Regions from separate parts of the Homo sapiens genome. Here region 1 is linked to region 2. A link is an interaction called in ENCODE POLR2A ChIA-PET data of the cell type or tissue named here. Cell type or tissue: Panc1. All regions are shown on one strand. Links, peaks and the distances in the headings refer to the core of each region. The heading gives the core; the rest is flanking DNA.

Region 1 (11,784 bases), core at 55-8,054, 420 kb before region 2:
GGCCAACATGGTGAAACCCCATCTCTACTAAAAATACAAAATTTAGCAGGTTGTGGTGGTGGGCGCCTGTAATCCCAGCTACTTGGGAGGCTGAGGCAACAGAACTGCTTGAACCTGGGAGGCGGGGGTTGCAGTGAGCGGAGATCGCACCACTGCACTCCAGCCTGGGCAACAGAGCAAGACTCCGTCTTGGAAAAAAAAAAAAGTTATACCAAGTATGCCTGGCTCTCCTGAACCCCCACCCCTGCTACCCCCTATTCTACCTCCTCCGCCTCTTCTCCCACTGTTGCCCCAACCAACCCTTCTCTTCCTCCTCCTTGGCCTACTCAACATGAAGACGACAAAGATGAAGACTTTATGATGATCCACTTCCACTTAATGAATAGTAAATACATTCTCTCCCCCCCCCACCTTTTTTTTTTTTTTCAGACAGTGTCTTGCTCTGTTGCCCAGGCTAGAGTGCAGTAGCAAGATCTTGGCTTAGTGCAACCTTCACCTCCCAGGTTCAAGCGATCCTCCCACTCAGCCTCCTGAATAGCTGGGACTACAGGTGCCCACCACCATACCCAGCTAATTTTTTAATTTTTTAAAGAGACAGGGTCTCACTACATTTCCCAGGATGGTCTTAAACTCCTGGCCTAAGCATTCCTCCTGCCTCAGCATCCCAAAGTACTGGGATTACAGGCATAACATTTTCTTTTCTCTAGCTTATTTTATTGTAAGAATACAGTGTGTAATACATAGAATATACTTCATATGTGGTAATCTGTTTATGTCATCAGTAAAGCTTCTGGTCAACAGTAATTAAGTTTACAGGGAGTTAAAAGTTATACATGAAGGCTGGGTGCAGTGGCTCATGCCTGTAATCCCAGCACTTTGGGAGGCCGGGGTGGGCGTGTCACCTGAGGTTCGGAGTTTGAGACCAGCCTGACCAACATGGAGGAACCCTGTCTCTACTAAAAATACAAAATTAGCCGGGCATGGTGGCACATGCCTGTAATCCCAGCTACTCGGGAGGCTGAGGCAGAAGAATCACTTGAACCCGGGAGGCAGAGGTTGTGGTGAGACAAGATTGTGCCATTGCACTGCAGCCTGGGCAACAAAAGCGAAACTCCATCTCAAAAAAAAAAAAAATTGGGGTATTATTTCCATATAATAAATTATACACTTAAAGTGTAAAATTCTATGAATTTTGACAGATATACCATATACACCTGGGAAACCACCACCACAATCAAGATACAGAACCTTTCCATCATCCTCTTGTACCCCTTTGCAATCAATCTCTCTCTCCACTCCTGACGTCCAAGCAACCATTGATCTGCTTTCTGTCACTATAGATTAGTTTACCTTTTTTAGAATTTTCTTTTCTTCTTTTCCTTTTTTCTTCTGAGACAGACTCTCATTCTGTCACCCAGGCTGGAGTGCAGTGACGCCATCTCGGCTCACTGCAACTTCTGCCTCCTGGGTTCAAGCCATTCTCCTGCCTCAGCCTCCTGAGTAGTGGGGATTACAGGTGCGTGTCACCACGCCCAGCTTTTTTTTTTTGTATTTTAGTAGAGGCGGGGTTTCATCATGTTTGCCAGGCTGGTCTCAAACTCCTGACCTCAGGTGATCTGCCCACCTCAGCCTCCCAAAGTGCTGGGATTATAGGCGTGAGCCACCACGCCCAGCCCCTTTTATCTTCTCTTCCTCTTTCTCCTTTTTTTTTCCTCCTCCTCCTCCTTCTTTCTCTTGTATTTGTCCATTCTCCTTTTTCCTTAACTTAGTCTATTCTGTGTATTTTCTAAGTACCAGGATTCTTATTTGTTTGTTAATGCTAAGTGTGGTGGTGGTAAACCCTGCATGCTGTAGTATGACAGTTACTAGACTTTGACTGAGTGGTGGCTGTCCTTTGTAGGCCAGGGTTCACAGTAGGGAATGCTACCAGAGAACTGAGCTCCCTGATGTTAATGGTGATAGTAGGACTTCAGAGTAACAGTGGCCAGGTGGCAACATTTTACCATCATAGTTTGTGGTGTTTTCTGTCTCCTAATTATGCTGTAAGCATGGATTGTGTGTGTGTGTGTGTGTGTGTGTGTGTTGTTTGTTTGTTTTGAGACAGTGTCTTGGTCTGTTGCCCAGGCTGGAGTGCAGTGATGCAATCTTGGCTCACTGCGGCCTCAACTTCCCAGGCTCAAGTGATCCTCCTGCCTCAGTCCCCCTGAGCAGCTGGGACTACAGGCATGCGCCCCCACACCCAGCTAATTTTTTTTAATTTTTAGTAGAGACACGGTCTCACTATGTTGCCCAGACTGGTCTTGAACTCCTGGACTCAACCAATTCCCCCCACCTTGGCCTGGTATTACAGGTGTGAGCCACCATGCTCAGCAATTATGTGTATTCTTCCCCTTCTTTCTCTCTTCATTGACAAAATGATTTTAGGAGCGTGTCTAGAAAGGCTGGACTTATGCAGCTGCCGTTATCCTATGGGGACTGCAAATGTTACTTGTTAATGCAGTAAAATGTTGAAGGGGTTTGTAGAAGACACTGTTGGCAACTTACCTGTATCCGTCACTTTTACCATTTCAGTGTACACACTACCGTTTTCAGCTGCCAGCATCTGCACTTCTTGCCTGAGGGCTTTCTTTGCTGCTTGACTACAGTTTTCCACTCCCATGGCAGTTGGAAGTGCTGGGGAATTCAAGCTCCATCCCACAGCAGCTCTAAACAATAACTGGCAAGACTCTGTGTCTGAATACCACAGCTCCCTCCCATCTGGGGTGAGAGAACTCTGAGGCATGTAGTTTACACTGGCTCCCAGAGTCCCCCCAGCAGAATTCTGCTCCAGAGATAAGCCTGATAACACATGCCTCTATTGGCCACCTTCCCTTCCTTGTCTCCCTTTCCCACTCCCCAACCAATGTTTTCCTTCACCTCCCAGTAAATTCCTGTACACAGATCCTTGTCTCCGGGTCTGCTTCTGGGAAAACTGAAACTAAGTTAGAATTCTTCTGAGATTTTTAGATAAGGATGTCTGCTATTCTATTACGATTCAGCATTTTACTCTAGGTCTTTAGCTATGTACTAAAACAAGAAAAGGAATGAAAGAAAGGTGGAAAGGGAGGAATAAAACTTTCTTTTTATATTATTTGTTATGTAGAAAATCCAAAAGTTATACTATTTGAATTAATAAGTTATTTATTTATTTATTTTTGAGACCGAGACTCGCTCTGTCACCCAGGCTGGAGTGCAGTGGTGTGATCTTGGTTCACTTCAACCTCTGCCTCCAAGGTTCAAGCCATTCTCCTGCCTCAGTCTCCCGAGTAGCTGGGACTACAGGTGCACACCACCACACCCAGGTAATTTTTGTACTTTTAGTAGAGACAGGGTTTCACCATGCTGGCCAGGATGGTCTTGATCTCCTGGCCTCGTGATCGGCCTGCCTCGGCCTCCAAAAGTGCTGGGATTACAGGTGTAAGCCACTGCACCCGGCCGTAATGAGAGAGTTTATCAATACAGCTGGCTGAAAAATCAACATACAAATATCAATTTTATTTCTACATACCAATAAAAAATGGGTAGAAAACGAAATTTTTAAAAGGTTTACTTCTACAAGCATAAAAATCAAGTATCTGTCAATAAAGTTATGCAAGATCTCTACAGAGAAAATTTGTGTGTGTGTGTGTGTGTGTGTGTGTGTGTGTGTGTGTGTGTTTTTTGAGACAGAGTCTTGCTCTGTCACCCAGGCTGGAGTGCAATGGTGTGATCTTGGCTCACTGCAACCCTCGCCTCCCAGGTTCAAGTGATTCTCCTGCCTCAGCCTCCCAAATAGCTGGGATTACAGGCATGTGCCACCATGCCCAGCTAATTTTGTATTTTTAGTAGAGATGGGATTTCACCACGTTGGTCAGGCTGGTCTTGAACTCCTGACCTCAGGTGATCCGCCCGCCTTAGCCTCACGAAGTGCTGGGATTACAGATGTGAACCACCACACCCGGCCTCTATAGAGAAAATTTTATGTAAGAAGGTCCAAATGATTTGGAAGATATCTCTTATTCATGATGTGAAACTCAATATTGTAAAATATGTTATCCTCCAAATTGATACATAGATTCAGTGCAATTCTAATAAAAATACCGACAGTTTCTCTCCTCCTCCTTGCTTTTCTTCTTTTTGTGTGGGAGTTGACAAGCTGATACTTTTTTATAGCCAAGATTTGAGCTGGGTGTAGTGGTGCGTGCCTGTAGTCCTGTCTACTTGGGAGGCTGAGATGAAATGATTGCTTGATCCCAGGAGTTAGAGATCGGTCTGACAAACATAGTGAGACCCCGTATCTTAAAAATTTTTTTTAAAAAAGAATCGAAGAAGACAACTGCCTTATTTGTTGTCAAAGCTTATTATAAAAACTACAGAAATTAAGATAGTATATTCTTGGTTCAAGAATAAAACTCACCAATAGAACAGAGACAAATGAATATTTGATACTTGGTTTATGACAAAGGTGGCAATTTGGTTTTTTTTTTGTTTGTTTGTTTTTGAGATGGAGTTTCACTCGTTGCCCAGGCTGGAGTGCAGTGGCGCAATCTTGGCTCACAGCAACCTCTGCCTCCTAGGTTCAAGCAATTCTCCTGCCTCAGCCTCCTGAGTAGCAGTGATTACAGGCACCTACCACCACGCCCAGCTAATTTTTGTATTTTTAGTAGAGATGGGGTTTCGCCATGTTGGCCAGGCTGGTAATGTACTATAATAAAGTGGACATCCCAAGAATGCAGGTTTACTTCAACATATTAAAATTAATTAATGTAATACATTATATTATAGAATAAAGAGCAAAACCCACATGATCTCAATTGATGCAGAAAAAGCATTTGGTACAATCCCAAACCCTTTCATAATAAAAATATTCAACATTCAGAAATAGAAAAGAGCTTGCTCAACCTGATAAAGGCATCTATGAAAAACCCACGGCTGGCTAGGCACAGTGGCTCCCGCCTGTAATCCCAGCACTTTGGGAGGCCGAGGCGGGCGGATCACCTGAGGTCAGGAATTGGAGACCAGACTGGCCAACATGGCGAAACCCCATCTCTACTAAAAATACAAAAATTAGCTGGGTATGGTGGCATGTGCCTGTAATTCCAGCTACTAGGGAGGCTGAGGCAGGAGAATCGCTTGAACCCGGAAGGTGGAGTTTGCAGTGGGCCGATATCGCGCCACTGCACTCCAGCTTGGGTGACAGAGCAAGACTCGGTCTCAAATAATAATAATAATAATAATTTCTTCATACCTTGCATACTTTGCATACAAAGTTGTTTCCCTCCATCCTATGATGTCTAATTGTTTTATTTATGTATACTTATTATAAGTTTTAACCCTTAGTGACCCTAATTTGCTGTGAAAACTAGGAAGCAGGCAATTGTGAACTGCCTGTCATATATCGGCATCTTGTAGTAGATTAGTAAATTTATGAATATACTATTTTATAATTTCAGGAACATATGCTTCCTAATATAGTACAGTCTTTCAGTGTGGCAAAGAACATGCTTATTAGTAGACCCAAATATATTTAGCTTCTCTATATCATATAAAAATAAGATGCCAGAAGTATATACGCTTAAATTTATGCTTAGTAGTTAATGTTTCAGTAGTTTATCTTACTTACAAATGGTTCAGACATTTAATGAATATCTACTGCTTAATTTAACCTAACTTTAAGTTTGCAAGTTACCAAATAAGATTTGGAAACTGATTCAGGCAGACATACTGTAACATCAAACAAAGCTAGCCATCATCTCAAGTTATTTTTCTTGTTGACAAATCAGGTAAGTGTAAAAAATGGCCAGGCATGGTGGCTTACGCCTATAATCCCAGCACTTTGGCATGCCGAAGTGGACAGATCCCTTGAGCCCAGGAGTTCGAGACCAGCTTAGGCAACATGGCCAAACCCCATCTATACAAAAATTGTCTGTCCATGGTGGCATTCTCCTGAAGTTTTAGCTACTTGGGAGGCTGAGGTGGTAAGAATTGCTCGAGCCTGGGAGGTTGAGGCTGCAATGAGCCATAATCATGCCATTGTACTCCAGCCTGGGCAACAAAGCTAAACCCTGTTTAAAAAAAAATAACAGAAGCAAAAAACCTAAAAATTTAAATATATGGTTCTTCTCTGTCTTTTTTTAAAAACTGCTATGCTTGATATGCATCAAGCAATTTATTTTTATTGTATATTTTATTCTTAGTTTAGATTTATAGTTTTATAACCTTAAACATCTAGTTGATATAACATTGTTTGACCAGTAAACCCAGGTAAAATAAAATTGTAGTTCTGCATTCTATTTAATGCTGACAACTCCAAAGACATTTCTGCTTTTATTTTATCAACAATTTTTTTTTTTTTTTTTTTTTTTTTTTTTTTTTTTTTTTACAGAGCCTGGCTCTGTCACCCAGGCTGGAGTGCAATGGAATGGAGCCATCTTGGCTTACTGCAACCTCCGCCTCCTGAGTTCAAGTGATTCTCCTGCCTCAGCCTCCTGAGTAGCTGGGATTACAGGTGTGTACCACCACGCCCAGCTAATTTTTGTATTTTTAGTAGAGGCGGAGTTTCACCATGTTGGTCAGGCTGGTCTTGAACTCCTGACCTTGTGATCAACCTGCCTCGGCCTCCCAAAGTGCTAGGATTACAGGCGTGAGCCACTGTACCTGGCTTTTTTTTTTTTTAATCTATATAAACAAGGTCTCACTCTGCTGCCCAGACTGGATTGCAGTGGTGTGAACACAGCTCACTGCAGCCTTGAACTTCTAAGCTCAAGGGATTCACCTGCCTCAGCCTCCCAACTAGCTGGGATTACAGGCGCCTGCCACCACGCCAGTCTAATTTTTTGTATTTTTAGTAGAGGCGGGGTTTCACCATGTTGGCCAGGCTTATCTTGAACTCCTGACCTCAAGTGATCCACCCACCTCGGCCTCCCAAAGTGCGGGGATTACAGGCGTGAGCCCCTAAGCCCGGCCTACTTTTTAAACTTTTTGTAAAGACCAAGTCTCAGTATGTTGTCCAAGCTGGTTTCAAACTCCTGGGCGCAAGTAATGCTCCTGTCTCAGCCTCCCAAAGCACTGGGATTAGGGGTGTGAGCCACTGCGCCCAGCCTGCCAACAATCTTAAAACTAATTTTATTTACCCAAAAGACTTAACAAGGCCCATGTGTTCAGATTCCTGTCTGTGTCCCCATCTTTGGAGGAAGGACACCTTTCACATGGGGAAAGGATCAGGGAGATCCCTTCAGGAGAGAAGGATCAGGGAAGTCAGAGAGATTGTCCTGCACATGCTGTTTCTCAGATCCTTCCAGCTTAAAATATTCAACATGCCAGTGTGCCATGTTTCTGGGTGGCATGTCCTGAACCCTCTTATTGGATAGTATAAATGGCTATTCACTCTGAAAATCTGTTGAGCTGTATCTTTACATTCTGTCTACTTCTGTTCATATGTATTACCTTTCATAATCAAAAGGTAAAAATACTTTTTTTAAAAAAAAGCATAAAAGCTTCTAAACACAAAAGTTGGTGTCAGAAATATTCTAAATGGAAAGAGGAAAAGAGTGGCTCCTAAGATGACTGGATTATTAGAAGTAAAGAAATGCCCTCCCTTCTTGCCCAATAAACTCCAGAAGCTCCCAGAGTGGCCCTAGGCGAGAAGAGATGAGAGGGAGGGTCAGCCGTGCTCTCCAGGGAAATCCCCTTGTTTTCCCCAGGCCAGCCCCAAAGGGGCACTAGTCTACACTGAACTCTCAACTTCCAGGCAATAGAGACCACCCTTTCTCTGCTGCTTTATTTGACAGCTTAGGAAAGACTGAAATGTTCAAACAAAAATGAACAACAACAGAAAGCCTTGACAAAGGAAAGCCAGATGCAGAGGACCATGGATCCACATATCCTAAATGCAAGGGAGAGCCTGCTCTCCAGGCTCCAGAGCCTTCCACTCATGGGCTACCCCAGGAATAATAGGGACTCCTCCCTGAGTCTCCCCACTCCTGACTCCAGGCTTTCCTCCCACAGCAGGTGACATTCCTAAGTTTGTATGCATGTGCCAGCACACATTTATATATACAAGTGCAATATGTACATAGTAATGCACACACATATTCTCAAACCTACACACATACACCTCACACACATACATAAACGTAACATATATACACCTACACACACATAAACAGACACATGCGGACTTACACATGGACATCTATACAGAAACACACACATGTAAGCATACATGCACACACACAACACAGGTGCACATGCACATACAATGTTTGCAAACATATACAGCCACAGGCATAGACACACATATACACCTGGATACATATACAAACCCATCACACATGCATACATATGCTCATTCACATACTACAAATACATACAAAAAGGCATACACATATATGCACACATGCACAACATACAAACACAGAGACATGCATGTAGGCATAATACATGCATGCATACTCGTGCGCAAAAAACACACATGTGCAATACACAGATACATATACATAAATGCATGCATACACATATGCAGACAATACATAGATACATGTCACACAAACATATTGCTATATATCCATATATACATATGCAAAAACATACACATATATACACAAACACACACATCTTTATGTACACACCCACAAACACACACCCCACATACCCACACGCACATACTGCATGTGATAGCCATCCTACAAGATGACCTCCAGTGATCCTTACCTCTTGGAATTCATGCCTTTGTGTAGTCCCTCCCACAGTGTATCAGGGTTGGTCTCTGTGGCCAGTATAATATGGCAGAAATGATGGCATGGGACTTCCAAAGCTAGGTTTTAAAAACACTGTGGCTTTTGCCTGGTTCTCTCTCTCTCTCAGGTCACTCACTCCAGAGGAAGCCAGCTGCTGTGTCATGAGGCACTCAAGCAGCCATATGGAGAGGCTGATGTGGTAGGGAACTGAGACCTCCTGCCAACAGCCAGCATCGTCTTGCCAGGAGGGTGAGTCATCTTGAAAGTGGATCCTCTAGCCCCACGCAAGCCTTCAGAAGACTACAGCCAACCCTGAGTAACATCTTCACTGCAACTTCAAGAGAGACCCTGAACCAAAAATACCCAGCTAAGCCTCTCTCAGATTCCCAGTCCACAGAAACTGTGAAATAGATGTTTATAGTTTAAGCGACTAAGCTTTGGGGTAATTTGTCATGTAGCAATAAGCCATAGATATTCTTTGCTAAAACTGGATTTTTAAAAAAAGTAATAGACAATGAATACAAGTACACTACATGTACACATATACACATTGACACACACATCCCATCTACATACACAAATACATCTCCCACACATACAAACCTACATACGCACACACAAACACACATGCATACAGTACACATTGATTCATACAAACACATGCACACACATATAAACACATGGACACAACACCCATGCACAAACATATAAACACATGTATACACATATAAACACATGTACGCATGCGCAAGTCCCGAGAACCCACTTCTAGAGTCTTTGGGCTCTTCACCATCTAGATGCCCACCTGGGGCTCCCCATAGAGCTCTGACCCATCTCGGAGGAGCTGCCTCTTCTCTCTCTTTTTTTTTTTTTTTTTGAGATGGAGTTTTGCTCTGTCACCCAGGCTGGAATGCAGTGGCACAATCTCTGCTCACTGCAACCTCTGCCTCCCGGGTTCAAGCAATTCTTCTGCCTCAGCCTCCAGAGTAGCTGGGACTACAGGCACATGCCACCATGGCCAGCTAATTTTTGTACTTTTAGTAGAGACGGGGTTTCACCATGTTGGCCAGGCTGGTCTTGAACTCCTGACCTTGTGATCTACCCGCCTCGGCCTCCCAAAGTGCTGGGATTACAGGCGTGAGCCACCGTGCCTGGCCTGAGGAGCTGCCTCTTCTCTAGGAGATTCCCACCAGAGGTGATCCTGTCCTTGAGGGAAGACCTTGTTTCCCGACAAAGGGTGGTGGCCTGAGTCTTGCAGGCCTCAGTGCAATGATAGCACCATCCCCACTGGCTATCCAAGAAGAGGCACAGGCATGGTGGCCCACCCTCTCCCTATCAAGGTGGGCAGCCTTTGTTCCCTGGGGTCAGGTGGGCTGTCTCACACCTTCCCCCTGGTGAGCTGTAAGGCAGGTCTCCTGGATTCTGCTCCTGATTCTCTACCAGACCAGGCCTCTCTGCCCTTCTGGGTTTCAAGGTCTTTCACCTTGAAACCTTGGGGCATAGCCGAAATCTACAAACCCAGAGAGGCTGAAGCTGAAAGGAACTAGAATTCAACTCACAATGCATTTGTGCAACACGAGGCTGCTTTATATCCATCATCTCATTTCATTTTCACAGTCACCCTGATGAGCTGCCCATCTAACAGATAAGAGCACTGAGGCAGAGGTGTTTCATCTGGGGCCTCAGGACCCAAAATCTGTTTCATTTTGGAGCATCCAGGCTGAGCTAGGTCCTGAGCCAGACACTGAGGATGTGATAGCAAATCAAACAGACATGTCTTCTGTCCTCTTGAAATTTACACTCCAGTGGGGAGACGCAAATAAACAAGTAAACAAAGGAAGAAGTCCATCGGCCGCGGTGGCTCATATCTGTAATCCTAGAACTTTGGGAGGCCAAGGCAGGTAGATCACCTGAGGTCAAGAGTTCAAGACCAGCCTGGCCAACATGGTGAAACCTCATCTCTAATAAAAATACAAAAATTAGCTGGGTGTGGTGGCAGGCGCCTACAATCCCAGCTACTTGGGAGGCTGAGGCAAGAGAATTGCTTGAACCCAAGAGGCAGAGGTTGCAGTGAGCCAAGATCGTCATTGCGCTCCAACCTGGGCAACAGAGCAAAAACTCCATCTCAAAACAAACAAAACAAACAAACAACAACAACAACAACAACAAAAAACGAAGAAGTCATGGACAGTGGTAAGAGTCATGAAGGTAATGAAGTGACAATTATTCCTAGGGACCAGAAACTACTTGGTGGGGAGGGTTATACTAGAACAAAGAGATAACAATGGAGGGTGGGGAGAAGCAGAAATGGCCTTTGAGAAGGACTCAGGTGTTCAAAGAATGGAAAGGAGGCTGGGAACAGAGAGAGCAAGATGAGAGAAGGAAATGAGGCTGGAGAGGAAGGCAAGGCTAGATCACGTTGGGGCTCATAGGCCATGGTCGGGAATTTAGCGTTTATTCAAAAGTGTAAATGAGGTGATCCATTGGATGGTGTTAAGCAAGGGAATAACATGCTTTAATTTATATTTTGGAAAGCTTCTCCTGGTGCTTAAGAGATTACAGGGAGGCAAGAGTGGAACAACAAATATTCAACAAGAACGACTGAGCACCTACAGTACACCAGACACAATCCCAGACTCCTAGAACACACCCCAAGTCATTAGTTACTCCAGGCAACTAGATGAGATTCAATTTCTGTAACAGGTGAAAGACGATGGCCAGCTGGGCATGGTGGCTCACGCCTGTAATCCCAGCACTTTGTAAGACTGAGGCAGGAGGTTCACTTGACCCTGGAAGTTTGAAACCAGCCTAGGCAACATAAGATCTTGTCTCTATTAAACATTTACAAAAATAAAAATAAAAGAAAGATGATGGTGGTTTGAACAAGGGCAATGGCATTGGGTCTGGGAAAAATGTAAACTGTAAGAGAAAATTTTTGCAGGGAGAAACCTGAACAATGCATAGGAGGTGCCACTGACAGAGAGGGAGCATCAAAAAGAACAGTAATAGCCAACGTTAATTGAGTGCT
Region 2 (12,498 bases), core at 2,835-10,834:
GAGCACAGGGAATGGGAGACCCACCTGAGGCTCAGCCCTAGCCCTCAGCCCACCTGCAGGGGAGTTTACTGCGTGGGACACCTCCTTTGCCCATATCTCCAGCTACAAAACAATTCCGTTTTTTCCCCCCAAAATAAAACTTCAGCTAGTTCTACCAACTGGCAAAAAAAAAAAAAAAAAATGGACTATCATCATAAGGTTGTAAGATTTTATTTAATCATGCAATGCTCAACAATGCTTGTATATCACATGTGCATGGTGTTCATAAATGTTAATTGTTAACAAATTATACTGTCATCATTATTTTTACAGAGCAGGAGGAAAGCTTTGCCTGACCCGTGCCATTAGCATTTTTTTTCTCATTAGAACATTTTTCATTAAAGGGCCAGGGTGGTACTATCATTTCTTTTTGTTTGGTTTCTGAAACCCAAATTTATATCTGTGCTTTCCTCTCAGATACTGTGCTCATACCCACTGCTACTCAGACTGTTCCTGGGGGTGGTTTGATTTGCTTCCTAGGGTCATAAAGACCGACAGCATATTAGGCACTGGTCCCCTTTTCTGGTCCTGTTGCAGGCCACTTTAATTTTCTGAAGCTCTGAATATTAATTCTGGGCCAGGTTCCATGCTGGCCCCAAGTCCTGACCGTGCTTTCTGGGAGCTGTACTCTGGCTACTCATTCCACACCCCATGGTCTCCCCAAAGCTCCAGAGACTCTATGGAGAGTCAATTCTGCTTTTCAAGGGCTTTGAGGAAAATGTTCAATAAGATTATTAAACCACATGAGCAGATACTATTTGAGAAACTGTAGCCTACACAGTACTGGGCTAGGTGGTGGGAACACAAAAAGGTGTGAGGTAGGGCTCCAGCCTTCAAAGAATGTACAGCATAGGTGGCAGAGATATGAAAAATAGTGAGAAATAGCAATAAAATGATGTGTCCTAGGGCCAGTTACAGATAATGGGATTTGATGACTCGGCTAATCCTGCCCGCCCCCCTCCACCTTCCACCATCACAGCTAATCCATCTCCAGCTTGTCCTAAATTCATATGCACACAGAGTTAGAATCCATTTTTTTTTTTTTTTTTTGAGACGTAGTTTCGCTCTTGTTGGCCAGGCTGGAATGCTATGGCGTGATCTCGGCTCACCGCAACCTCCACTTCCCAGGTTCTAGCGATTCTCCTGCCTCGGCCTCCCGAGTAGCTGGGATTACAGGTATGTGCCACCATGCCTGGCTAACTTATTGTATTTTTAGTAGAGATGGGGTTTCACCGTGTTAGCCAGGATGGTCTCGATCTTCCGACCTCAGGTGATCTGCCTGCCTTGGCCTCCCAAAGTGTTGGGATTACAGACGTGAGCCACCGTGTCCGGCCAGAATTCATTTTTAACTGGGGTCTGGCTCCTGCACCTGGAACTGTGTTTGCTCCAGTGCATGGCCTTCCTTGTCCAACCCCAGGCTGTGATGATAAGCACTGTTCCCAAGGTAGAACCAGGCCTCAGCAACCCCCTGCTCACAGTGACAAAGGGTCCTACCCCCTCTGCATGATAAGGGTTATGAGTAACTTCTGTGTGAAGATCGTGGTAGGTCTGCTTACTGCTCCGACGTCTTAGACAGGGGCCTTTTGTTGACTTCCTATTTGTCCAGAATTGGGGGCGGGTGGGGGATGGGCTTCAAAGCAGGTTCATTAATTTACACTTGCCTCTGTCTGGTTCCTAAATATAAAGACAATTCTTTATGTTGACCTCCTTTGAGTAAAAAGACATTCCTAATTTATAAGCTAGAGCCCCACATATACTTGCTTTTGAGTAGGGAGCAGAGGCGGGTAAGGTCGTCCACTAGATTACTGGGTCCTAAACTACTCTGCCCAGCAGAACCACCTGGGGAATTTTGTAAACATATAATTTCCGGGCTCTACCTCAGACCTATGGAATCATAATTTCTTTTTTTTTTTTTTTAGGCGGAGTTTCATTCTTGTTGCCCAGGCTGGAGTGCAATGGCATGATCTTGGCTCACCACAACCTCTGCCTCCCGGGTTCAAGCGATTCTCCTGCCTCAGCCTCCCAAGTAGCTGGGATTACTGGCGCAGGCCACCATGCCCAGCTTATTTTGTATTTTTAATAGAGACAGGGTTTCTCCATTTTGGTCAGGCTGGTCTTGAACTCCTGACCTCGTGATCAACCCGCCTCAGCCTCCCAAAGTGCTGGAATTACAGGCGTGAGCCACCACGCCTGGCCTGGAATCATAATTTCTTTGAGTGGGCTCAAGATGAAATCCCTGTAAGAAAAAAATTAAAAGGGAGGAGAAAACTCTAGGAAATGGCTGGGTCCCACCTGTTCTTTCTGGAGAGCACCACTGTTGTCTCTCTGGCCAAGCCTCCCGCCCCACCACTCCATGGTAGGAATACCCTAACTTCCTCCTGGGAAACCACTTCTCCCACATTCTCAATCCATGTGGCTTACATGGGGCTAAGCCCTCCACAAGACATAGATTAAAGACATAGACTTTGCCAGCTCCCATCCTAGTGACAAGGGTTCAGGGAGGGGCTGGTAACCCAAATCAGGCCAATGAGACTCAATTCTTGGAGTTTTAGAGAAACTGTTGGGAAAGAGAGGCTTTCCTTCCTCTGAGGTTGTCAAGCTGGTGGAATGAAAGCCTTGATCTGCTGGTGACTCTCTTGTCCCCACATGGAGAAAGGCCACCTGAAGTCATGCACAGGAAAGCAGAGTCAACAGATGGGGGGGACAGATTCCTGACATAATTTTAGCCCCTAGATCCAGCTAAACCTGATACAGTTGTATGACGCCATAAATCCACACTGCCCCCACCCCCTGACCTTTTTTCTAATCTTAAGGTAATTTGAGTTGCAAATCTAATTCTTGCAAGCAAAAATATCCTGATGAATGGAACTTCCTGCCTGGAGATTTTCCTTGTGGAAATTTGTAACTTCAGGGGCATACATGTTTGGTCTGAATAAATGAGGAAGGCAGTCCCTGATATCTGGTTGTCAGTTAATGACAAAATCTGGAAGAGGCACTGTGGACCACAACCCGGGTTCTGATCCTCTCAAACCTCCCAGTCCAAACCATAGCTGGTGTTTGGAGTTCATCAGCTTCCAAGGACCCTTCCTTAAAGGAAAAGTCATTTCCCTGAGGCCTGCACAATTGTCAAGTCTTTCGGGGCTGCTGCAAGACTGCATTCCTTAGGTATCAGCTTCCTGCTCAAATAAGAGATTTGATGCTTTACCGTCCATCATGCTTCTGAATCACATTTGTCCACAACAAGTGTAATAGGCAGCTGTAGGCACACAGAGCCGCTTGTTATCATCAGGGCTATTAGCACAGTGTCTCTGGAGAAATGGGGACAGAGGTGGGTTTGAGCTTTAAGCTGCCTGAGTTCTTGTTGGCTAAGACTACAGGACCTCTTGTCTGGACTGCCTTTGGGGAGCTTTCTCAAAGGAGTGATTGGGGCTCTGATCAAACCACAATTACCTGGTTACAGCATGGTTCACACCTGCCTTTTAAAGAAACTCCAAGGCTATTTTCAAGTAGTTTGTGTATTATTCTGCAATGGGACAATGTTTTTCTATCCCACCTGGTGGAATTCAATGGGTAATTGAACATCCAGTCATAATTCATCTTTTCATTTTTTCCATTCATTCATTTACTCGGTACAAATTTGTACGAGGAACTGTCTTTTAACTTTTTTTTTTTAATTAAATCTGACTTTTAGACGAATCCTATTGCAGGTGGAAGGTTATGCTGTCTTAGTTGGTATGGAGACTTTGTTCTCCCTCCAAAGACTATACATTTCCAGAAAATGGACATTTCCAGAAAATTTCCTATTTTAAGGCCGATTAATAACTTTAATTACATCTGCAACAATCTCTTTCACCATATAATGTAACATAATTATGGGAGTATCATGGGGCAAAAAAACCATGGAGGCCATCTTAGAATTCCAGCTGTCACTGTATCTATCTCTTTACCTATCAATTAGGAGAAAATTCTTCATTTTGTTGTTGTTGTTTGTTTTTAGACGAAATCTTGCTCTGTCACCCAGGCTGGAGTGCGGTGGCATAATGTCAGCTCACTGCAAGCTTTGCCTCCCGGGTTTAAGCGATTATCCTGCCTCAGCCTCCCAAGTAGCTGGGATTACAGTAGCTCACCACCACACCCAGCTGATTTTTGTATTTTTAGTAAAGACGGGATTTCACCATTTTGTCCAGGCTGGTCTCAAACTCCTGACCTCAGTTGATCCACCCGCCTTGGCCTCCCAAAGTTCTGGGATTACAGGTGTGAGCCACTGTGCCCGGCCTGTTGTTGTTTTTGAGGCAGGGTCTCAAAAACCTGTTGCCCAGGCTGTAGTGCAGTGGTGCAATCACGGCTCATTGCAGCCTTGATCTCCTGGACTCAAGCAATCCTCCCGCCTCTGCCTCCAAGGTGCTGGGACCACAGATGTGTGTGCCACCATGCTTGGCTAATTTTTTAAACTTTTGTAGAGATGGGGTCTCTATGTTGCCCAGCATGGTCTTGAATTTCTGGGCTCAGGCTATCCTCCCACCTCGGCCTCCCAAAGTGCTGGGATTACAAGCATGAGCCACCACACCTGGCCAGTTGTTCATACTTTATGTAAGTGAGACCATACTATATTAATCTAATACTTGCTTTTTTTTTTTTTGCTTTACATTAAGTTTGTAAGATTTATTTTTGTTGATAACCTTGTTGATTTTTATTTTTCCTGCTGCATAACATTTCACTGTATGAGTGTAGTAAGTTTTACTTATTTGTTCTCTTGGTGACGGATAATTAGTTTGCTTTCAGTTTTTTATTATTACAAACAATTGTGTTATAAATATTATTTTATATGTCTATGTCTCTGGTGCACATGTACAATCATTTCTCTAGGAATATGCCCAGTGGAGTTGCTGGGTTATTGGGTATACATATTCAACTTTACTAGATCTTGCTAAATTGTTCTCCTAAGGTGTTGTACCAACTTACACCCTGCAATGCATACGAGTTTCTTTTTTCTTTCTTTCATTTTTTTTTTTTTTTCGAGATGGAGTTTTGCCCTTGTCATTTGTCACCGAGGCTGGATTGCAATGGTGCTATCTCGGCTCGCAGCAACCTCCTCCTCCCGGGTTCAAGAGATTCTCCGGCCTCAGCCTCTGGAGTAGCTGGGATTACAGGCGCGTGCCACTACACCCAGCTAATTTTTTTATATTTTTAGTAGAGACGGGGTTTCCCCATGTTGGCCAGGCTGGTCTGGAACTCCTGACCTCAGGTGATCCACCCGCCTCAGCCTCCCAAAGTGCTGGAATTACAGGCGGGAGCCACGGCGCCCAGCCTGTGCATGCAAGTTTCTATGGCTCCGTATCTCCACCAACTTGTGATATTGTCAGGTTTAAAATTTTGGTCATTCTGATATATGGGCAATAATTCACTTTAGTGATATATAAATTTTACTTATTCAACAAATAAATATTTATCAAGTGCCTCTACATGCCAGGCAGTGAACAAAATAGACAAAGTCCCTGCCCTGTAGAGTCGGAAAGGCCAACAAATATATATTTTTAGATACTGATATAAGTATTATATAAAAGTATTAATATTATAATTAATAGTTATATATATTAATCGCATGTGGCTTTTCCACTGGCTTACAAGACCCAGAATGATCTTCCCTCTGCCCTTACCACTTCAACCCCACCCCTTACTCTGTCCCCACCACACTGGCCTCCCATTTTGGCTTTGCACTGGCTGTCTTTGTCTACTTGGAACACCCTCTCCCAGTTACAGACAAGGCTTACTTCCTCACCTCATGCAACTCTTTGGTCAAAAGCCATCATCTTAATGAGGTCTACCCTAATCAGTCTGCTGTGGACTATTCGTGGCCCCCAAAATTCATTTGTTGAGGCCTAACACCCAATGTGATGATATCTGAACACCCAATGTGATGATATTTGGGGCCTTTAGGGGGTAATTAGGTTTAGATGAGGTCCTGAGGGTGGGGCCCTCTGATGGGTTTAGTGTCCCAAGAGAGCTTGCTGTCTGTCTGCCAGGTGAGTACACACAAAGCAGGCAAGCCTGGAAGAGATCCCCCACCAGAATCCTGCCATCCTGGCATCCTGACCTCAGACTTCCAGCCTCCACAACTGTAAGAAATAAATGTATGTCGTTTCAGCTACCCAGTCGATAGTATTTTGTTGTGGCAGCCTGAGCTAACTAAGACACAAATTGCATCCTGCCCCTGGCCCTGCCAGTCTCTCATCTCAATCTCCTGTCCCCTGCTCCATTTTTTTCTCTGGAATTTGTGATCTGCTAAACTACTAGATAATTTTATTCATTTATTATGTTTGTTTCACCACATACATACTAGAATATGAGATCCAGAATATTTGTCTTTTTTGTTCATAAATGTATTCTAAGTGCCTAGAATTCAGTGAATACTTGCTGAAGGAATAAATGCTGTGGAGGAGGCAGCATTCTATTTCATATAGCATCTGGGAAGGCCTCTTTGATAAGGTAGACATTTCCCAACTGTTACTGGAATTGAGCTTTTTTTTTTTTTTTTTTTTTTTTTTTTGGACAGAGTTTCACTCTTGTTGCCCAGGCTGGAGTACAATGGCGCAATCTCAGCTCACCACAACCTCCACTTCTTGGGTTCAAGCAATTCTCCTGACTCAGCCTCCCAAGTAGCTGGGATTACAGGCATGCACCACCATGCCTGGCTAATTTTGTATTTTTAGTAGAGATGGGGTTTCTCCATGTTGGTCAGGCTGGTCTTGAACTATGACCTCAGGTGATTCACCTGCCTCGGCCACCCGAAGTGCTGGGATTACAGGCGTGAATCACCTCGCCCGGCTGGTATTGAGCATCTTTTTGTGGTATTTCTTCCTTTTGTGACCATCTAGGATTTCCTCTTCTATTAACTACCTGTTCATCTCTTTTGCTTTTTTTTTTTTTTTTTTTTGAGACAGAGTCTCGCTCTATTGCCCAGGCTGGAGTGCAGTGGCGCGATCTCCGCTCACTGCAAGCTCCGCCTCCCAGGTTCATGCCATTCTCCTGCCTCAGCCTCCCCGAGTAGCTGGGACTACAGGCACCCACCACAACACCCGGCTAATTTTTTGTATTTTTAGTAGAGCCAGGGTTTCACCGTGTTAGCCAGGATGGTCTTGATCTCCTGACCTCGTAATCCGCACACCTTGGCCTCCCAAAGTGCTGGGATTACAGGCGTGACCCACCACGCCCAGCTCTCTTGCTTATTTTCTATTGATTGGTTTATCTTCTCTTTTAATTTGTAGATTTTTTTAAAATAAATCTTGAATGCCAGTCCCTTGTTAATTACATGTAGTTTATATCTTCTCCTAGGCTACATGTTACTTTTTTAAAAAATGGTGTCTTTTTGCCTGTAATCCCAGCACTTTGGGAGGCCAAGACGGGCAGATCACCTGAGGTTGGGAGTTCGAGACCAGCCTGACCAACATGGAGAAACCCCGTCTTTACTAAAATACAAAATTAGCTGGGCATGGTGGCACATGCCTGTAATCCCAGCTACTCAGGAGGCTGAGGCAGAAGAATTGCTTGAACCTGGGAGGCAGAGGTTGCCGTAAGCTGAGATCACGCCATTATACTCCAGCCTGGGCAACAAGAGTGAAATTCTGTCTCCAAAAAAAAAAAAAAAAAAAAAGAGTGTCTTTTGATGAGTGGAAGTTTTTTATGTGTTATGTATCTTTTCCTTTAAGGTTTGCATATCTAATTTTAGAAGTCCTTCCCTCATTTGAAATCAATATTCTCCTAAACCTAGAACTTTAAAAGGTTTTTAAAAGTTTTAAGGCTTACATTTGTTTATTGAAGCTATGTGTTTTTATTTGGGTGTGAATTAGGGATTTTTTTTCTTCTTAAACAATGGAAAGCCTCTTTTCCCAGCACCATTTATGGATTAGCCCTTTTTCCCACTGATTTTCAGTGCCACCTCTCTCATGAATACATTTTCCACATTTGTGTGGTCTATTTCTGAGCTCTTTTCTCTTAGACTTGTCTATTTATCTAATCAGTACAGAACTGTTTACTAAGGCTGGGAACCCCAAGGGGCCAAGTCTGGTCTGGGTGACTCTTTGTGTAGCCTTCTTCCTAGATAAGAGCCACACTCACTCTCTCTCTCTCTCTTTTTTCTTTTTTGAGACAGTCTTGCTGAGGCTGGAATGCAGTGGTGTGATAATGGCTCACTACAGCCTCAACCTCCTGGACTCAAGTGATCCTCCCACCTCAGCCTCCTGTGCAGCTGGGACCACAGGCATACACCACCATGCCCAGCTAATTTAGAGCCACTCTCCTGATGCTCATTAGCAAGCCAGCCTCTGGCCCCTCCTAGGCTTGGTGATATCACCCCTCACCTGTCGCAGCTCCTGCCTCTCTCTTCCCAAAAACCTCTGCAGCTTTCACTTCCCCAGCATGATCTTAGTTTAGGCTTTCACAAAAGACTGGAAGAGCAGTGGCCTGGAAGCAACATCTGAAATATCAACTTTTTTGTGACCAGAGACACCAAGGGGGATTGGCAAGAGGAAAAGATGGAGTCGGAGGCTCCAGGCTCAGTCCTTGGAGCTCTTCTCTCTGTATCCTCTTTCTAGGTGAAATTCACCCATATGTTGATGACATTCAAATTTACGTCTCCAACCTGGATCTCTCTTTTAAACACCAGACCTACTTGAGATCTCCACTTGGATGTATTATAGGCATTTCAACATGGCCAAAACCAACTCCTGATACTCCCTCCCCACTTGCTCCTGCTGCTGCTCCCATCTCCGTTAACAGTAATTCTAGTTTACTAAATCTCAGATGAATGTTTTGGAGTTATCTTTGACTCCTCTTTTTATTTCACGCCCATATTTAATGCATCAGCAAATCTGGATGGTTCTGCCTGCAAAATATATCCAGAATTCAACCACTGCTCACTACCTCCTTTGCCTCCACCCTGGCCCAAGCCACCACTATCTCTTGCTTGGTTTATTGCAATAGCCCCCTAACGGTTCTTCCTACTTCTTCCCTACCTGCAGTGCTTTCTCAAAATGGTAGATAGAGTGGTCCTGTTAAAATGAAAGCCAGATCATGTCACTCTTCTGTTTAACACCCTCCAACGGCTCCCATCTCTGGTAGAGGAAAATCCCAAGTCTTTACTATGACCTACAAGGGCCTATTGGTAGATTAAAGATAGTCACAAATTATTTGACACTCTTCCCATTGAAAGGTATATTGCTATCTCCCTTTCCATGACTTCTTTGACCAATGAAATATGGCAGAAGTGGCCAGTCGCGGTAGCTCATGTCTGTAATTCCAGCATTTTGGGAGGCCAAGGCAGGTGGATCCCTGAGGTCAGGAGTTCGAGACCAGCCTGGCCAACGTGGTGAAACCCCGTCTCTACTAGAAATATGGCAGAAGTGCCACTGTGTCTGTTTCTGTGTCCAGGCCTTAGAAGACTGGCATTTTCTATTTCCTGTCTCTTGAAACACTTGCTCTTGGAACCTTCAGACACCATGTAAGAAATCCAGCTATTCTAATAGAGACCACATGGAGAGGCCCTGAGACTACATGGAGAGGAAGAGGGGCCTAGCTGAACCCAGCCTTCCAGCTATCTCCCCCAGGCACCAAACATGAGAGTGAAACCACGTGGAATCCTACAGACCAACCCATCTGCCAGTGAACATCAGAGTGACCTTATTTGATGCTAGTAGAGCAGAAAAAAATGCCCAGTTGAATTTTGTCCAAATTCCTGATCCACCAATTGTGAGATACAAAAAGGTGGTTGTTTTAAGCCACAAAACTTGAGATAGTTTCTCATGCAGAAATAGAGAACCAAACCAGCTAATCCGACCTTGCCCCCTTCCATCATCTTCATGACCTCATTTACTGCCTTTTTTTTCCCTCATGCCTCTCTAGTCATCGCTGCTTCCTTGCAGTTCCTCAAATCCTCCAGACCAGCTTCTGCCCAGGACTTTTGCATGTGCTGTTCCCAGTGTACATTCTTCCACCTGCACATAAATAAAGCAGTGTAAACTGTAATTACTGTTTTGAGCCCTACTTTTTTCAGTTTATATAAATCTTTCTGTTGGAATAGTCTACTAAAACATTTTTTTTTGAGACAGTGTCTTGCTCTGTTGCCCAGGCTGGAGTACAGTGACACAATCATGGCTCACTGCAACCTCACCTCCTGAGCTCAAACAATCCTCCCTCTTTAGCCTCCTGAGTAACTGGGACTACAGGGGCGCATCACCACATCCAGTGAATTTTTTAAATTTTTTTGTAGACACAGGGTCTCACTATGTTGCCCAGGCTGGTCTCAAACTTCTGGGCTCAAGCAATCCTCCCACCTTAGCCTCCCAAAGTGCTGGAATTATAGTTGTGAGCCACTGTACGTGGCCTAAAACATTTTTTAGTGGACACAGTGTTCATTTGTGTGGCTATTTGTTTTACCAACATTTAATTATGAAAACTTTCAAATATACAGAAAAATTGAGAGATTTGTACAGTGAAAACACATCTATTTGCCACCTCAAGTCTATAATCAACCTTTTACTATATTTGCTTTATCACATATCTATTCCTCTATCCAACTTGCTCTTTTAAATACATTTCATCCTATTCAACATAGTACTGGAAGTCCTAGCCAGAGTAATCAGTCAAGAGAAAGGGAAAAAAGGCATCCAAATAGGAGGAGAGGAAGTCAAGCTATCTCTCTTTGCAGATGATTTTATACCTAGAAAACCCCATAGTCTCTGCCCAAAAGCTCCTAGATCTATAAACATCTTCAGCAAAGTTTCAGTATACAAAGTCAATGTACAAAAATCAGTAGCATTTCTATACACCAACAACAGTCAAGCTGAGAGCCAAATCATGAATGCAATCCTATTCACAATAACCACAAAAAATACCTATTAATACAGCTAACCAAGGAGGTAAAAAATCTGTCCAACAAGAGTTACAAAACACAGCTGAAAGAAATCAGAGATGACACAAACAAATGGAAAAATATTCCATGCTCATGGACTGGAAGAATCAATAGTGTTAAAATGCTCATACTGCCCAAAGCAATTTGCAGATTCAATGCTATTCCTATCAAACTACCAAGCACATTTTCACAGAATTAGAAAAAAAAATATTCTAAAATTCATATGGAACCAAAAAGAGACCAAATAGCCAACACAATCCTAAGCAAAAAGAACAAAGCTGAAGGCATCATACTACCTGGCTTCTAACTATACCATAAGGTTACAGTAACCAAAATAGCATGGTAACAAAAACAGACACACAGACCAATGGAACAGGCTTAAGAACCCAGAAATAAAGCCACACACCTATAATTGTCTATCTTCAACAAAGTCAACAAAAGCAATGGGGAAAGTACTCCCTAGTTGCTGGGATAACTGGCTAGCCATGATTGAAACTGGATCCCTTCCTTTCACTATATACAAACATCAACTCAAGATGGATTAAAGACTTAAATGTAAAACCTAAAACTATAAAAACTCTAGAAGAAAACATAGGAAATACATTCTGGACATAGGCCCCGGAAAAGATTTTATGAGAAGACACCAAAAACAATTGTAACAACATCAAAAATTGATAAATGGGAACTAATTAAACTAAAGAGCTTCTGTACAGCAAAAGAAACTATCAACAGAGTAAACAGATAACCTAGAGAATGGGAGAAATATTTGCCAACTATACATCCACAAAAGTATAATATCCAGAATCTATAAGGAGCTTAAATCAATAAGCAAAAACAAACAACCCAATTAAAAATGGGCAAAGGACATGAACAGACGCTTCTTAAAAGAAGACATATATGTGGAAAAACCATATGAAAAAATGTTCAACATCATTAATCACTAGAGAAATGCAAATCAAAATAATAATGAAATACCATCTCACATCCATCAGAATGGCTATTAAAAAGTCACTGGGTACAGTGGCTCATGCCTGTAATACCAGCACTTTGGTGGTTGAGGTGGGAGGAGTTCAAGACCAGACTAGGCAACACAGTGAGACCCCATCTCTACAAAACAAAATTTTTTTAAACTTAGCTAGGTGTGGTAGCATGCACCTGTGGTCCCAGCTACTTGGGAGGCTGAGGTGGGAGGATCACTTGAACCTGGGAGGCAGAGGTTGCAGTGAGCTGCAATCATGCCATTGGACTCCAGCCTGGGTGACAGTGAGACCCTATCTCAAAAAAAAAAAAAAAAAAAAGTCAAAAAATAACAGATGCTAATGATGTTGTGGAGAAAAGGAAATATTTATACACTGGTGAGAATGTAAACTAATTCAGCCACTGTGAAAAGCAATTTGGAGATTTCTCAAAGAACTTAAAACAGAGCTACCATTGTAACCAGCAATTTCATTACTGGTCATATACCCAAAGGATATAAGTTGTTCTGCTATAAAGACACATAAATGCATATGTTCATTGCAGCACTATTCACAATATCAAAGACATGGAATCAA

What was found. Peaks named below come from ENCODE experiments on the same cell type or tissue, not always from the same donor. Only the 100,000 strongest peaks of a DNase experiment are listed, where the experiment ranks them.
Region 1: POLR2A ChIA-PET joins it to region 2 with 9 read pairs; 2 of 35 experiments call an interaction of 5 or more read pairs at or near these places.

The regions. Positions count from the first base shown.
Region 1 is chr2:219,359,908-219,371,691 of GRCh38, reverse strand. LOC105373883 (a long non-coding RNA gene) reads left to right here and starts at 1,640. Exons shown (of 2, transcript XR_923917.3): 1 at 1,640-3,341; 2 at 8,884-9,190. RefSeq lists an enhancer at 9,080-9,129. In Panc1, for the core only: no CTCF peak of the experiment used is centred there; no DNase peak of the experiment used is centred there; H3K4me3 peaks cover 765 bases; H3K27ac peaks cover 6,176 bases.
Region 2 is chr2:218,940,827-218,953,324 of GRCh38, reverse strand. It overlaps the pseudogene KRT8P30. Among named protein-coding and RNA genes, the nearest start is that of CDK5R2, 13 kb to the left of the region's middle. In Panc1, for the core only: no CTCF peak of the experiment used is centred there; no DNase peak of the experiment used is centred there.